Linked DNA regions of Homo sapiens: region 2 is linked to region 1. Evidence: read pairs that join two places in POLR2A ChIA-PET (ENCODE). Cell type or tissue: Panc1. All regions are shown on one strand. Links, peaks and the distances in the headings refer to the core of each region. The heading gives the core; the rest is flanking DNA. Region 1 overlaps LGALS8 (galectin 8). Region 2 has its middle 43 kb from the start of ERO1B.

Region 1 (10,391 bases), core at 113-8,112:
TCAGCCAGGGCTTCATTGTCTGTAGGATCTCAAACCTAGTGTGGTTTTAATAAAACACACACAGTTTTTAGCTGGGTAGCAGCTATTTCCTTTGCATGGGCATAAAATGGAGTATTTCTGTAAGACAGGTTCCTAGGCTGGGAGTGCCTGAGTCAAAGAGCACAGTCATGTGTTGCATAAGGACAGTTCAGTCAAAGATGAACCACATATACAACCGTGGTCCCATAAGATTGTCATATACTGTATTTTTACCATACCTTTTCTATGTTTAGGTAAGTTTATATGCACAAATACTTACCATCCTGCTCTGGTTGCCTACAGTATTTGGTACAGTGCCTGCTGTACAGATTCACTGGCCAGGAGCTATAGGCCACACCCTACAGCCTAGGTGTGTAGTTGGCAGTACCATCTAAGGTTGTTAAGTAATATTCTGTGATGTTTGCACGATGACAAAAGTCATGTAAGGACACATTTCTCAGAACATACCCCCTTCGTTAAGCAACACATGACTGTCTTTGCATTGAAAATTTTGATAGATACTAACTCGCCCTTCACAAGGGTAAAAACAGTTTGCACTCTCAACAGCCATGCTCCCACCTTCTTGCTGACATTACATCTTATTCTCTGTAATGTTTGCCAATCTGATGGGGGGCGGAAAGGACCACAGTGTCAAGTGTATTTTTGGATCATAGTTTTCAAGCATATTTTTAGTACCATTTATAATTTTTTTATATGTCAATATAAAATATTTAGAAAATATTTTCTACTGGATGTTACAAATTAATCTTTATTATCTTTTCTCAGGACTTACAAAGTACCCAAGCATCTAGTCTGGAACTGACAGAGATAAGTAGAGAAAATGTAAATATTAAATCTTTTAATGAGCCACTGGTTTAAAAATGTTGTTTTAGCTGCCATGTTAATGAAATGGCAAGAAGGCTGGGTTTTTGAAAATTATGCTTTTAGAACGCAAGTAATCACTTGAAAATTGAGATACATACTTGTGGTGCCAGGCACGCAGTAAGTTTTTGCTGATGATTCACCTGTCAGTTTCTGTAACTGCCACTCACTGTTCTTATGTAAAAAGCACTCTCTCACTCTTAACTGCTGAATAGTACTGTTCTGGGGTATTTCCAAATATTGAACATCAGCCAGTGCACTGGCAAATGAACTTCCATGTGTATCTTCAACCCCTGGGAGAATAACTGCAATTTAAAAATGCGCTGTTATTAATGGAGAAAGTGAGGTCTTACCGACTGGCACGTTCACACCTCACAGACAGAACAGAATCTTAGCATTCTGGGGGCACCCTGGAAAGGACAACTAAGACACGTTTGAAGTTCATGTAGTGCTGGGTGAAGGTGGTGGCTCAGGCCTGTAGTCCCAGCGCTTTGGCTGAGGTGGGGGGATTGCTTGAGCCTAGGAGTTTGAGATCAGCCTGGGCCACATAGGGAGAACCCCATCTCTACAAAAAATTAAAAAATTATCTGGGCATGGTGGCGCATGGCTGTGATCCCAGCTTTGGGTGGCTGAAGTAGGCGGATGACTTGAGCCCAGGAGGTTGAGGCTGCAGTGAGCCATGATTGAGCCACTGCATCCCAGTGTGGATGACAGAGTAAGACCCTGTCTCTTAAAAAAATTTCATATAGTTCTATGAAAAATTATTAATTTATGGTGGAGGATAAAGGACTCAGATGAACAGGGATATCAGACTCTCTTCTCAACCCGTGTAGCCCTTCACAACACCATACCATTCCGTCATAAAGCACCAGCTGCCTGGAGGTCACACCAGAGTGGAGCAGGAACATCCCAGGCTCCGGCCAGGCTCAGCTCAGCACAACCAAGACTTCAGATTATAAACTATAATTCTTCCCCTTCTAACATTGTTGTGTTTTGTTTCTTTTCCAATAGGTTCCAAAGTCTGGCACGCCCCAGCTTGTGAGTATTTTTGCCTGGGTTATTTCATGTGGAATATTTTATAAAGTTGCATAGAAAATGAACAGTTTAAACCGTGGAGGGCAGCTTCATTCATTCCATTCCTTACTGTAGAACTGTTTCCCTACAGCCTAGTAATAGAGGAGGAGACATTTCTAAAATCGCACCCAGAACTGTCTACACCAAGAGCAAAGATTCGACTGTCAATCACACTTTGACTTGCACCAAAATACCACCTATGAACTATGTGTCAAAGGTTTGAAGAGCACCAAATTTTCTTAACTCTATATAAAAATTAAGTTGTAATGAGCTGTTACGAGTAACCTGTATCCACAATAGAGGCCCAAAGCAGCCCCCTCTGCATTTGTGTGCCGTCCCTGGACGGATTCGAGAGTCAACCAGGCCTGCCTCTGAGCCATTCCTGTGTATTTCCTCAGCACCTCCCTGCTTGGCTGCTTCCCCTTCAGGCAGAACACAGTACTGCCTCAGACCCCAGGCACAGGGGGCCTTCCTGGCGTGTTTCACTCATACAGAGGGCATCGGGTCCCACCCTGTCACTCATTTCATCGTCTAAAATGTAATCATGTGTGTTTGCTTCGAGCCAGGGACAGTGCTGCTGCAGGGGACCCAGCTGGGACCAAGGCAGACTGTCTCTCCCCTCCTGGGATTTACAGGGTCATGGCTCTGAAACATTCCGTAGTGTTCTTTGGACACGAGTTTTCCCTGGAGATCGCTTTCTGCAGGCCTCTTGGTCCTGACTGTGGCTTCTTTTCAGAGGCTGCCATTCGCTGCAAGGTTGAACACCCCCATGGGCCCTGGACGAACTGTCGTCGTTAAAGGAGAAGTGAATGCAAATGCCAAAAGGTCAGTATCCTTCGGTACCAGTCACAGTGCAGATACTTCCGTGCCTGTTACCGCCTTCCACCCGTGAACGGTCCTGTGAGCTGGAAGAAGGGCTAGCGTCAGAATCTTCATTTCCAAAGTGAGATGATTCAAGCAGGAGGTGGTTAGATTGTGAACAGCCAGTGGGCAGCAGAGCCGACTAAGGCCGTGTTCTGACCTCGGCTTTTTCTGGCCAGACAAGAGAGTAGCATTTTTGTCCACGAGGCCTATCCTTGCCTTGTAGAACTCCAGAGCAGCCCCGTAAGATCAGGCAACATCTTTTCTTTTTTTTTTTTGAGATGGAGCCTCACTGTGTCACCCAGGCTGGAGTGCAGTGTCACAATCCCAGCACACCACAACCTCCGCTTCCTGGGTGTTCAAGCCATTCTCCTACCTCAGCCTCTGGAGTAGCTGGGATTACAGGCGCACCACCACGCCCAGCTACTTTTTGAATTTTTGTATTTTTAGTAGAGACAGGGGTTCACCATGTTGGCCAGGCTGGTCTGGAACTCCTGACCTCAAGTGATCCGCCCACTTCGCCCTCCCAGTGCTGGGATTACAGGTGTGAGTCACCACGCCCAGCCCAGGCAACATTTTTTAGGGCCCCTCTTGTCATGTGATTTAGAAAATTTCTGCTTTAACAACTTTTTCCACAGACGTCCAGCCTTCTGAAAGCTTGAAATTAGAGCTATTTCCTAGAAAGTGGCATACTTTCAAGAAGGAAGGAACACGGGTAGATGATGAAAAGAGAATACCTGCTTGAGAGGATCCCAGGCTCCTGCAGCCTGAAGTAGTCATTCAGTTTAGCGTTAAACCTTCCATTTCTGTCCAACCACATCTCAGCCTCAACGCTGATTTTAAAGGGTTTTTTTTTTCGTATTTTTATTTTGCAAGTAACGAATTAGTGGAATGCTGACTGGGTTTAAAATTTCAACTTCACCTGCATTCCCATGTCCATGTGGATACGTGTGTTTCATAGAGTTAGAATCATAGTTCAAGTCTGGTCACTAACATTGCTGAAATTGCCACTACTCTGTCCTACTTGGTTAATTAAGGTTTTTTTTTTTCTTTCTTTCTCAAAAGCTTTAATGTTGACCTACTAGCAGGAAAATCAAAGGATATTGCTCTACACTTGAACCCACGCCTGAATATTAAAGCATTTGTAAGAAATTCTTTTCTTCAGGAGTCCTGGGGAGAAGAAGAGAGAAATATTACCTCTTTCCCATTTAGTCCTGGGATGTACTTTGAGGTGAGGTTACAGTTTTTGAAAATGGGACAGCAATAAGAATCCTGGGAGCAGGGGTGGGATAAGTGGTCCATTTAAATCAAGTCCTAACTCAGTATGTGGAAGTTGTGTATGTTTTTTGTTTACTTGGAGATTGTAATTTGCCCCTTTTTATAACGTGGGCAATCAGTATAAATGGCAAAGCCAGTAGAGTGTCAAATTATGCACATTGGAATTGACATTTGTCATCATATTAAAATTCCTGTGTAGCCCCATATTGATAGGAATTTAACCAGGAAGCTTGTCTCAGGACTGGAGTCACACATTTAATCATATAAGCAGACTTGAGGACGTGGAGACCCTAAAACTGCTTGCTTGCACTGGCCATCATCTCCCATCAGGGTAGACGGTTTCAGGTGGCAGTCCTTTCTCCTAAGGAGTTAGTCTTGTTTGTATGTATTCAAGGAAAAATACATCAGTCCCTTGGAACTAAAAGGCATGCAGTCCTGAGTCCCCAGATAGGTGAATATTGTAACACATACCTTTCCCGAAATATGTTTCTGGGATGCTGAGCAGAGAATAGTCTCCTTGTGATGCGGATGCCGGGTGTTTGGCCAGCCTCAATCACCAGCTCAGGTGCCACTGCCTCACACAGTCACTTAGGGTCATTGGTTTAGGTTATCATTCTACAGCATTTTAAACTGACACATTGTCTGGACCATGTGGGTTCTTGAGGACTCATCAAAACTCGTTACTAAAAGCATGAATATCAGGCGGAATAGATAGCAATGTGACATTCATATTTATCCCTAAGTTCCAGTCTAATGCAGTGCCCTGGTATGTGGAGTGTAGACAGATGTGGGCTAATCATGGAAGGTTCCCTGAAGTTGTGGATATTGGTTTGGAATTCAGAAAGCTGGGAAGGATGTGGAAGGCTGAAGGTTGGCTTTTCTAGATTTAGGGCATGATTTGAACAAGTCCTTAGAGGTGGGAAGGGCAGCACAGGGTTGTTAGCTTGGCAAGAGTCAAGGCGCAAAGGGTGACTTGGGGTTCACTGGAGGGAAACAGAGGTGAGTGCTCTAGAAGGAAGTTGAGCCTTGTGGTGGGTGACAGGAAACCAATGATGTAACTTGTTTTTGACCTATCTGGGCCCCAAGTTTGGATCTGCTATATTAATATAAAAAAGGATAATAATGATACATTCAAATAATGCTGAAAAATACTAAGATGAAAATACCTCCAACTTCATAATTCAAACCATACCATTAGGATTAGGTGAACCACATTCCAGGCATTTTTTTGCAGAGACAGTGAAAGGGATGGCTGGCTGAAGGAATGAATAGATGAATGTTATATGCTTTTGAACAATCGTCTTTTCCATTTAATTTTCTAATTCAGGAGCAGTAATTATCCTTGTGTTGATCACTGCTGACGATTTTCTATACTGATAGGTCCTTTCCGGGGGCTTCCATCTCTTGCCTTTTAAATATGCTTGCATTGAGATTATCTCAGGTCTTTCCATTATGCCATTACTTTCATTTTAAATCTTCTTGCTCTTTCAAATACACTTTAGTTGTATCTACAGTTTTTTAAAAACAATCTCATTCAGTGTTGTAATTTCATCTGTGGGCTCTTCCTCTGGATGAAATCCGTGTTCCAGCTGTTCGGCAGCATCAGATGGTTGTGAGGGATTCTGTTGTTCTGTTTTCTTCTAGGCAAAGGATGTGCCTTCTTTTCATTTGCAGTAGTCTGCTCACCCGGAAGCATGTCATTTCTTTGCCACTTGCTTGTAATTCACTGGCTTTGCACTTGCTCTGATACAGTACAGGTAACTAATTGACTCCCTCTGCTGCCAACTTGGTTTTCCTTCTGAGCTATAGCATCAGGCTGTGTGTTTTGTGTTTTCTTGAGATTTTGTTAAATATATCTGGGGTCCCTTCTACCTGGTTGGAACTGGGATTCCCACCATTCTTGTGGGGATAGAATCTCAGGTTACACCTATTTCCCCAATCCTCTGTAGCCACAGAAGCTTCATCTTGGCCAGCTGTTATCAGAGTGCAGGACTTGGGCTGAAATTTCCTCCCCTTCCTGATTTTCCTTGACAGTCCTTTCCACTGCTCCTATCAAAAGAATGGAAACCCTCAACTTGCTGCTTTGCAGATTCAGGTTTTGTGCTTCATTCTGGCCTCTCGGGGTGGGGCCGGGTTAGCAGCAAGGCTGAGCTGCCCCTCTTTCTTCTGAAGCCTTCATGGGGGCGAGGAGCACAGGGAGAGCTCAGTGCAGGGCCTCCCAGTGGCCTTCTCAGAGTGGGTGGAAACCCAGCCTGGCACTGGCAGCGTGGCACCAGAAGTATGAAGTGTAGGTGTAAAGGTGATGTAAAAGGCTAGTAGGTTTTTTGGTTTTTCATTGTTTGAGTTTTGGGCATAGATGACTGTGAAGGGCGAACACTGCCGATGGATCTGAATTTGTAGTATGTGCACCACTTCCAACTTACGGGATACCCAGCTTTGACGGCTTTGGACAAACACACTGAGGCCAAGATGTGCTGAGCTTATCAGGATCAGGATCACCAAGCAGCTGTAAAAACCCTAGCAAGTGCCTTAAGCTGCTGAAATTTCATATTAATTGTCTGGTTTGTTCATGGTCCTAGAGTTTGAGGCAGAAAAGTCAGTCAGGATCCAAGTCCCTTGGTTCCAGGCTACAGCTGGAAACAGCATCTCGGTGAACTAAAGCAACCATATTAGGAGTGAGTTTTCCTGCTTTAGGAGAGTCCCCAGCATCGGCGAGGAGGGGCAGCACTCTGGCTTTCCAGGAGCAAGGGGCAGGATGCGGCCGAGGGAGAGGGGCTGTGTTGAGGAAAGGAGGGCCGCAGGCCCTGGGGATGGTGTGAGGCTCCAAACATGTCCGAGTCACTTCCCTGGGTGGGATGAGGCAGACAGTGCCACCACCAGGGACACTTTAGTTAGATTAGGGTCTTGGAAGTCAGAAGGAAGTCAGCAGCAGCAGGCTGGAACTTTTCTATGTATAATCAAATGGTTTACTCTGACACCGTTAGCATGTAACAAACACAAAATTTTAAACTAAGGGGAACCACTAATGGCATGTATCCTTTCCTTTCAGATGATAATTTATTGTGATGTTAGAGAATTCAAGGTTGCAGTAAATGGCGTACACAGCCTGGAGTACAAACACAGATTTAAAGAGCTCAGCAGTATTGACACGCTGGAAATTAATGGAGACATCCACTTACTGGAAGTAAGGAGCTGGTAGCCTACCTACACAGCTGCTACAAAAACCAAAATACAGAATGGCTTCTGTGATACTGGCCTTGCTGAAACGCATCTCACTGTCATTCTATTGTTTATATTGTTAAAATGAGCTTGTGCACCATTAGGTCCTGCTGGGTGTTCTCAGTCCTTGCCATGAAGTATGGTGGTGTCTAGCACTGAATGGGGAAACTGGGGGCAGCAACACTTATAGCCAGTTAAAGCCACTCTGCCCTCTCTCCTACTTTGGCTGACTCTTCAAGAATGCCATTCAACAAGTATTTATGGAGTACCTACTATAATACAGTAGCTAACATGTATTGAGCACAGATTTTTTTTGGTAAAACTGTGAAGAGCTAGGATATATACTTGGTGAAACAAACCAGTATGTTCCCTGTTCTCTTGAGCTTCGACTCTTCTGTGCGCTACTGCTGCGCACTGCTTTTTCTACAGGCATTACATCAACTCCTAAGGGGTCCTCTGGGATTAGTTATGCAGATATTAAATCACCCGAAGACACTAACTTACAGAAGACACAACTCCTTCCCCAGTGATCACTGTCATAACCAGTGCTCTACCGTATCCCATCACTGAGGACTGATGTTGACTGACATCATTTTCTTTATCGTAATAAACATGTGGCTCTATTAGCTGCAAGCTTTACCAAGTAATTGGCATGACATCTGAGCACAGAAATTAAGGCAAAAAACCAAAGCAAAACAAATACATGGTGCTGAAATTAACTTGATGCCAAGCCCAAGGCAGCTGATTTCTGTGTATTTGAACTTAGGGCAAATCAGAGTCTACACAGACGCCTACAGAAAGTTTCAGGAAGAGGCAAGATGCATTCAATTTGAAAGATATTTATGGGCAACAAAGTAAGGTCAGGATTAGACTTCAGGCATTCATAAGGCAGGCACTATCAGAAAGTGTACGCCAACTAAGGGACCCACAAAGCAGGCAGAGGTAATGCAGAAATCTGTTTTGTTCCCATGAAATCACCAATCAAGGCCTCCGTTCTTCTAAAGATTAGTCCATCATCATTAGCAACTGAGATCAAAGCACTCTTCCACTTTACGTGATTAAAATCAAACCTGTATCAGCAAGTTAAATGGTTCCATTTCTGTGATTTTTCTATTATTTGAGGGGAGTTGGCAGAAGTTCCATGTATATGGGATCTTTACAGGTCAGATCTTGTTACAGGAAATTTCAAAGGTTTGGGAGTGGGGAGGGAAAAAAGCTCAGTCAGTGAGGATCATTTTATCACATTAGACTGGGGCAGAACTCTGCCAGGATTTAGGAATATTTTCAGAACAGATTTTAGATATTATTTCTATCCATATATTGAAAAGAATACCATTGTCAATCTTATTTTTTTAAAAGTACTCAGTGTAGAAATCGCTAGCCCTTAATTCTTTTCCAGCTTTTCATATTAATGTATGCAGAGTCTCACCAAGCTCAAAGACACTGGTTGGGGGTGGAGGGTGCCACAGGGAAAGCTGTAGAAGGCAAGAAGACTCGAGAATCCCCCAGAGTTATTTTTCTCCATAAAGACCATCAGAGTGCTTAACTGAGCTGTTGGAGACTGTGAGGCATTTAGGAAAAAAATAGCCCACTCACATCATTCCTTGTAAGTCTTAAGTTCATTTTCATTTTACGTGGAGGAAAAAAATTTAAAAAGCTATTAGTATTTATTAATGAATTTTACTGAGACATTTCTTAGAAATATGCACTTCTATACTAGCAAGCTCTGTCTCTAAAATGCAAGTTGGCCTTTTGCTTGCCACATTTCTGCATTAAACTTCTATATTAGCTTCAAAGGCTTTTAAACTCAATGCGAACATTCTACGGGATGTTCTTAGATGCCTTTAAAAAGGGGGCAGATCTAATTTTATTTGAACCCTCACTTTCCAACTTCACCATGACCCAGTACTAGAGATTAGGGCACTTCAAAGCATTGAAAAAAATCTACTGATACTTACTTTCTTAGACAAGTAGTTCTTAGTTAACCACCAATGGAACTGGGTTCATTCTGAATCCTGGAGGAGCTTCCTCGTGCCACCCAGTGTTTCTGGGCCCTCTGTGTGAGCAGCCAGGTGTGAGCTGTTTTAGAAGCAGCGTGTTGCCTTCATCTCTCCCGTTTCCCAAAAGAACAAAGGATAAAGGTGACAGTCACACTCCTGGGTTAAAAAAAGCATTCCAGAACCACTTCTCTTTATGGGCACAACAAAGAAACGAAGGCTGAAGTTCGCCTACCCAAAATGAAAAGTAGGCTTTACAGTCAAAAGTACTTCTGTTGATTGCTAAATAACTTCATTTTCTTGAAATAGAGCAACTTTGAGTGAAATCTGCAACATGGATACCATGTATGTAAGATACTGCTGTACAGAAGAGTTAAGGCTTACAGTGCAAATGAGGCGTCAGCTTTGGGTGCTAAAATTAACAAGTCTAATATTATTACCATCAATCAGGAAGAGAATAATAAATGTTTAAACAAACACAGCAGTCTGTATAAAAATACCGTGTATCATTTACTCTTTCTGCAGCTCTATACGATAGGCAGGAGAGGCTTATGTGGCAGCACAAGCCAGGTGGGGATTTTGTAAAGAAGTGATAAAACATTTGTAAGTAATCCAAGTAGGTGTATTAAGGCACCAAAAGTAACATGGCACCCAACACCCAAAAATAAAAATATGAAATATGAGTGTGAACTCTGAGTAGAGTATGAAACACCACAGAAAGTCTTAGAAATAGCTCTGGAGTGGCTCTCCCAGGACAGTTTCCAGTTGCTGAATAGTCTTTTGGCACTGATGTTCTACTTCTTCACATTCATCTAAAAAAAAAAAAAAAAAATCAAAATTAAAATCTGAGTCAGTCCGCCTGCCTCGGTTCTCATTAGTTTAATTCTTAATGCCTTGCACTTTCCGGCAATCATTCAATCAAAAGAGTGAAATGAAGCACATTAACAAAGCAGGAGGCGCCACGGACCGCCTCCCTCCACACCGCTCCTTCCGCCTTCATTCCTTGCCCACAGGCTTGCACTGGAAGCTGAATAAGAATCCCCAAAACTCAAACTTCCTAGG
Region 2 (10,957 bases), core at 1,962-9,961, 220 kb before region 1:
CAGGTGATACGCCTGCCTCGGCCTCCCAGGGTGCTGGGATTACAGGCGCGAGCCACCACGCCCAGCCAATTTAGGTATAGCTTTATGAATTTACGAAATAAGAAACAGGATCAGTAGCTATTTTTAAACCTGAAGGCACCCAATGCCATTAAGTAATGCCCATAAGGAAGCAAAAAAGGACAGAGATAAGAGTGAGCTTTACTGAGTTTCCCTAAATGGAAGATGTTAGTCTTGTTCTACTAGATCCACAACCCATGAGCCTTCCTTGACACAGAGGAAACATCCACATTAGCTGCTGTTTTAATTCTTGGAGAAGTCATAAAGTTAATAGTATTAAAAATCGCTGAAGTGGAAACTAGTGATACAAGGTGAAAGACAGTGGACTCCATATCACAGCCTCATCTGGTGCTGGTGCCTCAATCTTCACTCTTTTCTAGACCAAGGCCCATTACAGAGCTGACAGTAAAACTTAATAAGAATCTTAATAGTGGCCATTTTATCAAGATGAGAAAAATAAAAACAAGGAGACAAGTTTTTTTAAAGACCAAGATTATATAAATCATGTTGTATGTTAATATTACACATACAGTGTGGCCTCTTTACCTACAGGGTGTTTTCTTCTGAGAATTTGATACCTCCTTTGATATCTAGGATTCAGTCTTTTTAATAACTTCTAATCTGTATATATGAATTCTGGGAAATGCATATTATTTATTGTGATTTTCAAGTGAGAATTGACAATTACCTAAAATTTAAAAATATTAGTTTAAAATATTTTGTTTATCTTTGCACATTAACTCAGACAAGTCACAAATATTTCCCAAGGAGCTTCCATTATGTAGAGCAGGACAAGGGCCCCCTCTGGGGAATTTTGTTCTTCAAGGCTATTGCTGTCATACCTTTTTCCCCATCCATCTTCACTCTGTGGCTAGTATGGACTCTAACGACAGAGTTCAGTAGTCATTGGGGTATAATCAATGGTGGCAGCCCATGCCACTTGGGAATAATGCTCTCATTATTCTTGGAATCAGGCATTCCACCACCCTCTACTCCAGGTGAAAGAAATATACTGCTCTTTCTCAGCAGTGAACTTTGCTGAGGTGAAAAGGCTATTGAGTTCTTGTCTTTTATACATGAGGAAAGCCATGTCGGTGAATAGATGAGGTATCAAGGAGCATGGGTGGTGAATATGACTGCCATAAATGAATATCTCAAGTTATATGGTTACAGAATTCAAGAATAATGGGCAGATCAAAATCACAAAATTAGAGTGAGACAGTAATCTTTGATTTACATCAAAGCACAGAATTTCTCAGTGTGCAGTTGGTTCTAAATGATCTCTTAAGCAGAACATTCTGTAATGTCTTTTTGGCAGCTGGCCTTCTGTTAAACATTTGCTTAAGAATCACCATATGCTGTCGCTATTGATTTGGTCTTCCCATAGTGTAGAACTCTCAAGCCTCTCTACCCTGTTCAAAGCCTTGCCAGCTATCCTTGCCTAAAATTAAAATTTTCCAAACTGAATGACATCAAGATAGGTGTATTAATTTTCAGATGGGAAAAGGCAGAATAGTTCAGAGTGCAGGCTAGAAAGAAGTGTGACAGGCACCACAGCATGTGAAAGCTATAGGGGGACTGTAGATCTTTAGATGCCTGGGGCAAGAGATTGTGGATAAATACATGAGAACATCTAAGGCCCTGAGAAGAAGCTGTGGGACTCTTTGGGAAATTAAGACTCTTTGGGAAATTAAGACATGTAAAAAGAGATATGTATATGGGGGTAATAAAAAACATGCAAACACACACGCCCAGGCAGGGTACACGTCCAAAAGAAACCTGAGAATTCCCAAGCTGATCACGAGTCTTAGAAATTATACTGCTAATTAGGTCTTCCTTGTCACAGTACAGTCTGCAAAGACTGAGAGAGGTGGCTGTTTTAGCAAATGCCCGATTAAAAAAAAATCACAAGGCGTACAAAGAAACAGAAAAAAACATAGTCCATTCAAAGGAACAAAATAAATCTACAGAAGCTGTAATTGAAGAAGCACAGGCATTGGAATTACTAGACAAAGGCTGTAAACACGTGATCTTACATATGTTCAAAGAACTAAGGAAAAACATGGAGAAACACTAAAGGACACCAGGAAAACAACATATGAACAAAATGAGAACAACCACTACAGCAAAAGATTTAAATTATTAAAATAAAAACCAAACATAAATTCTGGAATTGAAAAATGCAATAACTATTTAAAAACTACAGCTGAGGGGTTCAACAGCAAACTTGAGCATGTAGAAGACTCAATGAACATTAAGACAGGTTATTTTTTATTTATTTATTTATTTTTTTAGATGGAGTCTTGCTCTGTTGCCCAGGCTGGAGTGCAGTGGTGCAATCTTGGCTCACTGCAACCTCTGCCTCCCAGGTTCAAACAATTAAGACAAGTTATTTTAAAGTATTGAGTCTGAGGAACAAAAAGAAAAATGATTTTTAAAAAGTGAACAGAATCCAGCTTATGGGACACCATCTAGCAGACTATTCTGTGCCTGCAACGCATGAGGGGAGAAGAAAAGACACACACACAATACCTTTAAGGGCAAACAACCTTTATCCCACATAAATGGCGATGGAGATATAATAAGCAAATGACATAATAAGCAAATTGATATAATAAGCAAACTGCAATGGGAAGGAGAGAAGGGAAAACATATATGTGTGTGTGTATATATATATATATATATATATATATATATATATTTTTTTTTTTTTTTTTTTTTTTTTTTTTTTTTTGCACTCACCAGACTATGGAGGATTCACCACCAGGCCAGGAAGCAACAGCCTGGGCTCCAGAGTCAGCCACTTGTCCGTGCACAGATGAGGAGAGGTCTCATGAAGCTTTGACGTAGTCTGGGACCCTAGCTCTTTTTGTAACAAGTTGTTTGGCATGAGGCCCAGTCAAGAGGGCCCTTCACACTGGGCTCAAGGAACACAAAAAGGTCAACTTGTTTTTGTAATCGTCTGTTATTTTTCAATAACTAATATATAGGAATAGATCAAAGTAGAGATTTCTCTGAAACAGTGTTGGATGAATGCCTCAAGGGGCTTACACAACCTGTTCCAGGACTTGGTGACCATTGTTTGTGTCCATGTTCAGTTGAGTTCAAATTTGATATTTAGCTTTTCCTCCACATTGACCAACGTAGGCATTATGAAAATTTAAGAAGTGGAAGAGACAGAGAAAGGAGTAGAGTTTATCTGAAAAAGTAATGGACAAAAGACTCCCCAAATTTGAGGAAAGGTATAAATCTACAAATCCAAGAAGCCTAGTGAACTTTAAGAAGGACAAACCCAAATAGACCCACACTGAGACACATTATGATAGAACTGTCAAAAACCAAAGACAAAGAGAGAATCCTGAAAGCAGGAAGAGTGGCTGGGTGTGGTGGCTCATGCCTGTAATCTCAGCACTTTGGGAAGCTGAGGTGAGAGGATCACTTGAAGCCAGGAGTTTGAGACCAGCCTGGGCAACACAGTGAGACCCTGTCTCTACAAAAAACACAAAATTTAGCCAGGCATGGTGGCATGCACCTGTAGTCCCAGCTATTTTAGGAGGTAAAGTGAGAGGATCACATGAGCCCCATGAGCCCAGGAGTTTGAGGCTACAGTGAGCTATGATCATGCTACTGCATTCCAGCCTGGGCAACAGAGCAAGACTCTATCTTAAAAAAAGGTGGGAAGGGGCAGCAAGAATAAAGCAACTTGTCACATACAAGGGATCTTTAATTAGATTATACACATATTTCTTAGCAGGCCAGAAGGCAGTGGGTTAATATCTTTAACATATTAAAAGAAAAAAAAAACCTGTCAACTGAGAATTTTATATTCAACAAAACTGTCCTTCAAAAATATGAGGAAAATTAAGGAATTCCCAGATTTAAAAAGCTAAGGAAATTCATTACCACTAGACTTGCCCTGCAATAAATGCTAAAGAGATTCTCTCAGTTTGAAATGAAAGTATACTTGACTATAACTCAACAATATGAAGATCTCTGGTAAAGGTAAATACATAAATGAATGCAAAAACCAGTATTACTATAATTTTGGTTTGTAATTCCACTTTTTATTTTCTAAAGAATTTAGAAGACAAATGCATAAAGTAATCATAAATCTATGTTAATGGGCACATAAAGGTGTAATTTATAGTATCAACAACATAAAGTGGAGTGGCAACAGAGCTATAATGGAATAGAGTTTTTGTATGTGATTGAAGTTGATATTAATTCAAAATAGATTGTTATAACTTCAGGATGTTATATGTAATCACCATGGTCACCACAAAGGAAGTATCTATGAATACACACAAATGGAAATGAAAAGGGAATCAAAATGTGTCACTGCAAAAAAATCAGCTGAAAACAAACAAAAGCAGTAATGGAGGAAATCAGGGACAAAAATTTGTACAATATGCAGAAAACATACAATATAATGCCAAAAGTAAGTCTTTCCCTGTCAGTAGTTACATTAAATGTAAATGGATTAAACTCCTCCATGAATAGACATAGATTGGCAAAATGGATTTAAAACAAACAAACAAAACAGGATCCAGCTATCTGCTGTCTACAGAAGATTCACTTCAGATTTAAGGGCACACATAGATTGAAAATGAAAGGATAAAAAGATTCCATGCAAATAGTAACCAAAAGAGAGTAGGGGTGGCTATACTAAAAAAATATAGATAAATAGACTGTAAGTAGAAAACTGTCACAAGAGACAAAGAAGAATATTGAATAATAATAAAGGCTTCAATTCACAAAGAAAACATAACAATTATAAATATGTATGCAATAAACATCAAATCTCCTATATATGAAGCAAACATTGATAGAATTAAAGGGAGAAATAGACAGCTCTACAATAATAATAAAAGACATCCATAGAACATTCCACCAAACAAGAGCAGAATGCATATTCTACTTAAGTGTACGTAGAACATTCTCCAGTATAGGTTAATATATTAGGTCACAAAACAAGTCTTAAATATCTTGAAAAGAATAAAATCATACAAAGCATCTTTTCTGATCACAATGGAATTAAACTAGAAATCAATAGCAGAAGGAAAACTGGAAAATTTATAAATAGGTGGAAATTAATTAACACAGTCTTAAGCAACAAAAGGTCAAAGAAGAAATCACAACAGGAATTAGAAAATATCTTGAGACTAATGAAAGTGAAAATCAAAATACAGCATATCAAAACTTATAAAATGCAGTGAAAGCAGTGCTAAGAGGAAAATATATAGCTGGAAATGCTTCCATTAAAAAAGAAAAACTCGGCCGGGCGCGGTGGCTTGCGCCTGTAATCCCAGCGCTTTGGGAGGCTGAGGTGGGCGGATCACGAGGTCAGGAGATCCAGACCATCCTGGCTAACACGGTGAAACCCCGTCTCTACTAAAAATACAAAAAATTAGCTGCGCATGGTGGCGGGCGCCTGTAGTTCCAGCTGCTCGGGAGGCTGAGGCAGGAGAATGGCGTGAACCCAGGAGGCAGAGCTTGCAGTGAGCCGAGATCACGCCATTGCACTCCAGCCTGGGCAACAGTGCAAGACTCCATCTCAAAAAAAAAAGAAAAGAAAAACTCTCAAATAACAGAAACCTAAGTTTACACCTTAAGAAACTGGAAAAAGAAGAACAAACTAAATCCAAAGCTAGCAAAAGGAAGGAAACAATAAAGATCAGAACAGCAATAAATAAAATAGAGAATAGAAAAACAATTAAAAAATAGAAAACCAAAAGTTCATTCTTTGAAATTATGAACAAAATTATAATTCTTTAGATACACTTAGAAAAGAGACAAGACTCAAATTACTACTACCAGAAACGAAAGTGGGAACATAAGTACTGATTTTACAGAAATAAGAGGATTTATAGGAGAGTACTATCAACAACTGTTATCCCAACAAATTGGATAATGTAAAAATTGAAGATGAGGGAACATTCCTAACTCATTCTGTGAGACTAGCATTACCCTTAATGTCAAAGCCAGACAAAGACAATACAAGAAAACTACTGACCAATAATCCTTATGAATATTAATGTAAAAAACACTCAACAAAATACTAGCAAACCAAATTCAACAGCATACTGAAAGGATTATACCCCATGAGAAAATGGGATTTTTTTCCTGGAATACAAGGATGGTGCAGCATATGAAAATCAATCAATTAAAAAGTGAATTACCACATGATTCAGCAATTTCAGCACATGATTCAGCAATTTCACTTCTGAATATATACCCTGTGCAGGCTGAAGCAACTCCATCTTAGATGCTCATACGTCATATTACCTTCTGATTAACCCCAAATCTGGGAAGGCCTCTGAGATTTCCAATTTGTCTATTGCTCCTTGTGTAAGACCACCTACTCACCGTAAATCAGGGCATTCTCACAAATAGAGATTCTCACAAATCTCTATTAAATGTTTCTTCCTAGGAAACTGGATTTGTCCACCTCTTGAGCCTCTCAGCTTCCTTGGACTTTGGGGTAGGTTTGTACAGACCTGCCCATTGTGAAACACACCTCCCAATAACTGAATGCAGGGATTCAAACAGATATTTTTCCACCCATGGGAGCATTATACACAATAGTCACAAAGTGGAAGCCGGACGGGTGCAGTGGCTCACACCTGTAATACCAGCACTTTGGGAGGCTGAGGCAGGCGGATCACTTGAGGTTAGGAGTTTGAGACCAGCCTAGCCAACATAGTAAGACTCCATCTCTACTAAAAATACAAAAATTAGCCGGGCCTGGTGGCATGTGCCTGTAATCCCAGCTACTCAGGAGGCTGAGGCAGGAGAATCGTTTGAACCCGGGAGGCAGAGGTCGCAGTGAGCCAAGATCATTCCATTGCACTCCAGCCCGGGCGACAGAGCTAGATTCCATCTAAACAAAACAACAACAACAACAACAACAACAAAAGTGGAAGCAACCCAATTCTCCATCAATAGATGAATGGATAAACAAAATGTGGTATATACATACAATGGAATGTAATTCAGGAATTGTAGTCATTATTCTTTTTGATGCTCAACTTGATTCTTTCACCAGTGAAAGTCCCTTTAAATCAGCTGGGTTCACAGTATTTTACAGCTTCCTTGCTTTCTGGCACAAAAGTTGCAGGCTTATCTGCAATACAGTATTTGTTGATCTAGACCTTGAATCCGCCATTTCTTTATAGGTAAAAAATGGTATTTAGAAATACCAATCTGCTTGCTATTTGATATTGCTAAAGGATATCACTACTTTTAGATCCTTTCAGTGCACATGAATTCATATTGCTAGTCCCAATTCAAATTTAACATTATAGGATTTATTATTACCTTATTACTTTTATTTTCATGTATATTTTCCTTTACATTGAAAACTTTGATGTGAGTGCTATGCGTATCTGTAATTTTCAAAAGTCATTTCCATGAAGATCTATAGTTTATAGACATATTTAAGTGAAATAATTTTAGCACAAGGCCAGGCACAGTGGCTCACGCCTGTAATCCCAGCACTTTGGGAGGCTGAGGCGGGTGGATCACCTGAGGTTGGGAGTTCAAGACCAGCCTGACCAACACAGGGAAACCCTGTCTCTACAAAAATACAAAAATTAGCCAGGTGTGGTGGCGCATGCCTGTAATCCCAGCTACTCGGGAGGCTGAGGCAGGCGAATAGCTTGAACCTGGGAGGCGGAGGTTGTGGTCAGCCAAGATCGCGCCATTGCACTACAGCCTGGGCAACAAGAGTGAAACTCCGTCTCAAAAATAAATAAATTAAATAAATAAATAAATAAATAATTTTAGTGCAATTTACATAAAGCTTTTAGTAATAATGTTAACTACTTTCAACACATTTTCACTTAGGGGAAGATACCTTTCCTGGATTGAAGCTCACTAACGTAAGGAGAAATAGGCAGAACACATGAGGCCTCTCCATAGTTAAAAAGCCTTTGAAGGGGAGGAAACTATAGTATGGTTCATTTTAAATTTTGAGTCAGTTTAACATTGCATTTTCTGAGTATTAGAAATTGAGAAAGGGAGATGCTTCCTTTTTTATTCTTTTAATAAGAGGTTATTATTATCAGATTTGTAATTAAACACTTAAAACATTAAAAAATTGATTGCACTAAAGAGGATGTTTTTTAATTTTTGAGATGGGTCTTGCTATTTCATCCAGCCTGGCCTTAAGCTGCTGGGCCCAAAGGATGCTCCTGCCTCAGTCCTCCTGAGTAGCTGGGACTACAGGCATGCACCACTGTGCCCAGCTTGGGATTTTTTTTTTAAAGTTATTTTAATGGTGTGAAGAGCTCCAGCACAATGAGAACAGAGCAACCAAAGAGGAAGTAGCCCTTTGCTGCAGAGGATCCAGGGGCACCTAAATCCTAGCTATGTGTCCCCCCATGTGCTTGCATGTATCCTACCCACACCAGATGAGGCTAGAAGAGAGAGAGAATTAGAAGAATGGAGGGGGAAGTAAAAAAAAAACAACCTTATAAAACAGAACCTCTGTTCTCAGCTCAGTTACACTTTTAGCTTTAGCTTTTTTGTTTGTTTTTTTTATAATTTTAATTTCTCTGCTGACTTTTTTATCTAATGTGTTTATTTATAAAATCATATTTTCCTTTAAGTCATTGGACATTTATACTAGCTGTTTTAATATCTTTGATGAAATCTGACATCTGGGCCATCTAGTGATCATATTTTCTAGTCCCACGAGCCTAAAGCATTTATTATCTTGCCTCTTACAGAAAAAGGTCGCCAACCCGTGTTCTAGAGCACGGACTTTATTCCTAAGGTATGGGATTTCTGTTGTTTTATATTGATGCACGAGGTGTTGTAAAAGTCATTAACTAACAGGGCCAGAACTTGGTCTTCCAGCAACTCTTAACCTCTAATATCTCTGTTCCACTCTCAACCCCATAGCAGCCACTATCAGATAATCCTTGATTTGTCTTCGTGCATATAAATCCCATCCCTCTGCCAAAGATTTGCAGGAAACCCATTCAGATTTCTGCCTGGCAAGGATTTTCAGAAAATTCCCACACACAACTCTGCCTTTGTTCACTATGCAGTTCCTTCTTTTCTAGTGTCCTGCTCTGCAGAATCCAGCCATATCAATAGCCCCAAACTCTAAAGTCCCTCCTCAGCTCCATGGGACCACCATGCTCTGCTTGGGTTCCAGGTTCCTGCAATGCAGTCAGGAAATTGTTCCTAGACAGAGTGCTGGGCAACTGTAGAAGTCTTTGTCTGAGTTTCCCTTCCCTCAGGATTGCAGTCTATGTTGCTTTTGCCTAGTGCCTTGAAACTATTGCCCTATATATTTTGTCTAGTTTTGTGGAATTTCCTGTTGTTGGCCAGGCACGGTGGCTCACGCCTGTAATCCCAGCACTTTGGGAGGCCAAGGCAGGTGGATCACTTGAGGTCAGGAGTTCAAGACCAGCCTGGCCAACATAATGAAACCCTGTCTCTATTAAAAATACAAAAAGTTAGTCATGCATGGTGGCATGGGCCTGTAATCCCAGCTACTCGGGAGGCTGAGGTGGGAGGATCACGTGAATCTGGAAGGTGGAGGTTGCAGTGAGTTGAGATGGTACCACGGCACTCCAGCCTGGGCAACCGAGTGAGACTCCATCTCAAAAAGAGAAAAAAAAAAAAAAAAGAATTTCTTCTTGTCTTAAGGAAAGAGGAAAATGGGAATATTTATAAAGGGAAATATTATATTTTAAAAACTGGTGACATCTGATACTATCATAGCCTGTCTTTTAAATAAGCTCACTATGATCCTGGGGATATTATAAAAGAAAACAAGCCGGGCGTGGTGGCTAACGCTTGTAATCCCAGCACTTTGGGAGGCCAAGGTGGGCAGATCACAAGGTCATGAGTTCGAGACCAGCCTGGCCAAAATGGTGAAACCCTGTCTCTACTAAAAATACAAAAATTAGCCGGACGTGGTGGCGGGCACCTGTAATTTCAGCTACTCGGAAGGCTGAGGCAGTAGAATCACTTGAACCTGGGAGGTGGAGGTTGCAGTGAGCCGAGATCACACCACTGCACTCTAGCCTGGGTGACAGAGCAAGACTTTGTCTCAAAAAAAAAAAAAAAAAAACATTAATTCATCTAAAGTTCAGTAATATAAAATAGGAATATAATATTCTAATTCTGTTAGTTCAAATCTTATACACCTTCATATCATACTTTTCCATAAGAATACATTTGAGCTTTGGATAACTCTATGCGCCCTTGGTTATTTACCTGAAGAATGCTGAGAACTCAAAATTGGATAAACTAAAGACATTTGACCTCAACTTTCTCAACTTAAAAAAAATTCAATTTTATGTGGACCCATTATTTCAAGGATTGATGGTACTAACAGGATTTAAACTATTAATTGCATTTCGCCAGTTTTCAGAGAATGTTTTTTTAAGGGTCAATATTACAAAAACTTTGAAGAGAAGCTAGAATGAGAGGTGGTCCTTTTGTTGCTATTTTAAGTATTAGTTTGGAAATGAGAAAGAATATGCTATATGATTATCTGCAACCTACTCTCATATCTAAAACAAAAGTTTTTAAAAATTAATTCTTTATATCTATCTGTCTCTATCTATCTATCTATCTATCTATCTATCTATCTATCTATCTAAATATATATGGATTTTTTTTTCGAGGCAAGGTCTTGCTTTGTCACCCAGGCAGGAGTACAGTGGTGCAATCTCAGCTCATTGCAACCTCCACCTCCTGGGCTCAAGCAATCCTCTTACCTAAGCCTCCTGAGTAGCTGGGACTATAGACGTATGCCACCACACCCAGCTAATTTTTTTAAATATATATTTTTAATTATTTGTATCTTTGACAACATAAAAAATCTTATTTTATGATAAGATTTACTACTAAAAACCACTATGCAAAATAGTGGTTTCTG

Evidence for each region. ChIA-PET counts read pairs that join two places held together with the same protein. Peaks named below come from ENCODE experiments on the same cell type or tissue, not always from the same donor. Only the 100,000 strongest peaks of a DNase experiment are listed, where the experiment ranks them.
Region 2: POLR2A ChIA-PET joins it to region 1 with 5 read pairs; 2 of 35 experiments call an interaction of 5 or more read pairs at or near these places.

Annotation. Positions count from the first base shown.
Region 1 is chr1:236,540,850-236,551,240 of GRCh38, forward strand. LGALS8 (galectin 8) reads left to right here. Exons shown (of 10, transcript NM_201544.4): 6 at 805-861; 7 at 1,912-1,938; 8 at 2,711-2,799; 9 at 3,901-4,066; 10 at 7,163-10,391. The coding sequence ends at 7,312. It overlaps HEATR1 (HEAT repeat containing 1), which reads right to left. Exons shown (of 45, transcript NM_018072.6): 45 at 8,156-10,141. The coding sequence ends at 10,053. Among named protein-coding and RNA genes, the nearest start is that of LGALS8-AS1, 22 kb to the left of the region's middle. In Panc1, for the core only: no CTCF peak of the experiment used is centred there; no DNase peak of the experiment used is centred there; H3K27ac peaks cover 5,994 bases.
Region 2 is chr1:236,319,468-236,330,424 of GRCh38, forward strand. No RefSeq gene overlaps it. Among named protein-coding and RNA genes, the nearest start is that of ERO1B, 43 kb to the left of the region's middle. In Panc1, for the core only: no CTCF peak of the experiment used is centred there; no DNase peak of the experiment used is centred there; H3K27ac peaks cover 644 bases.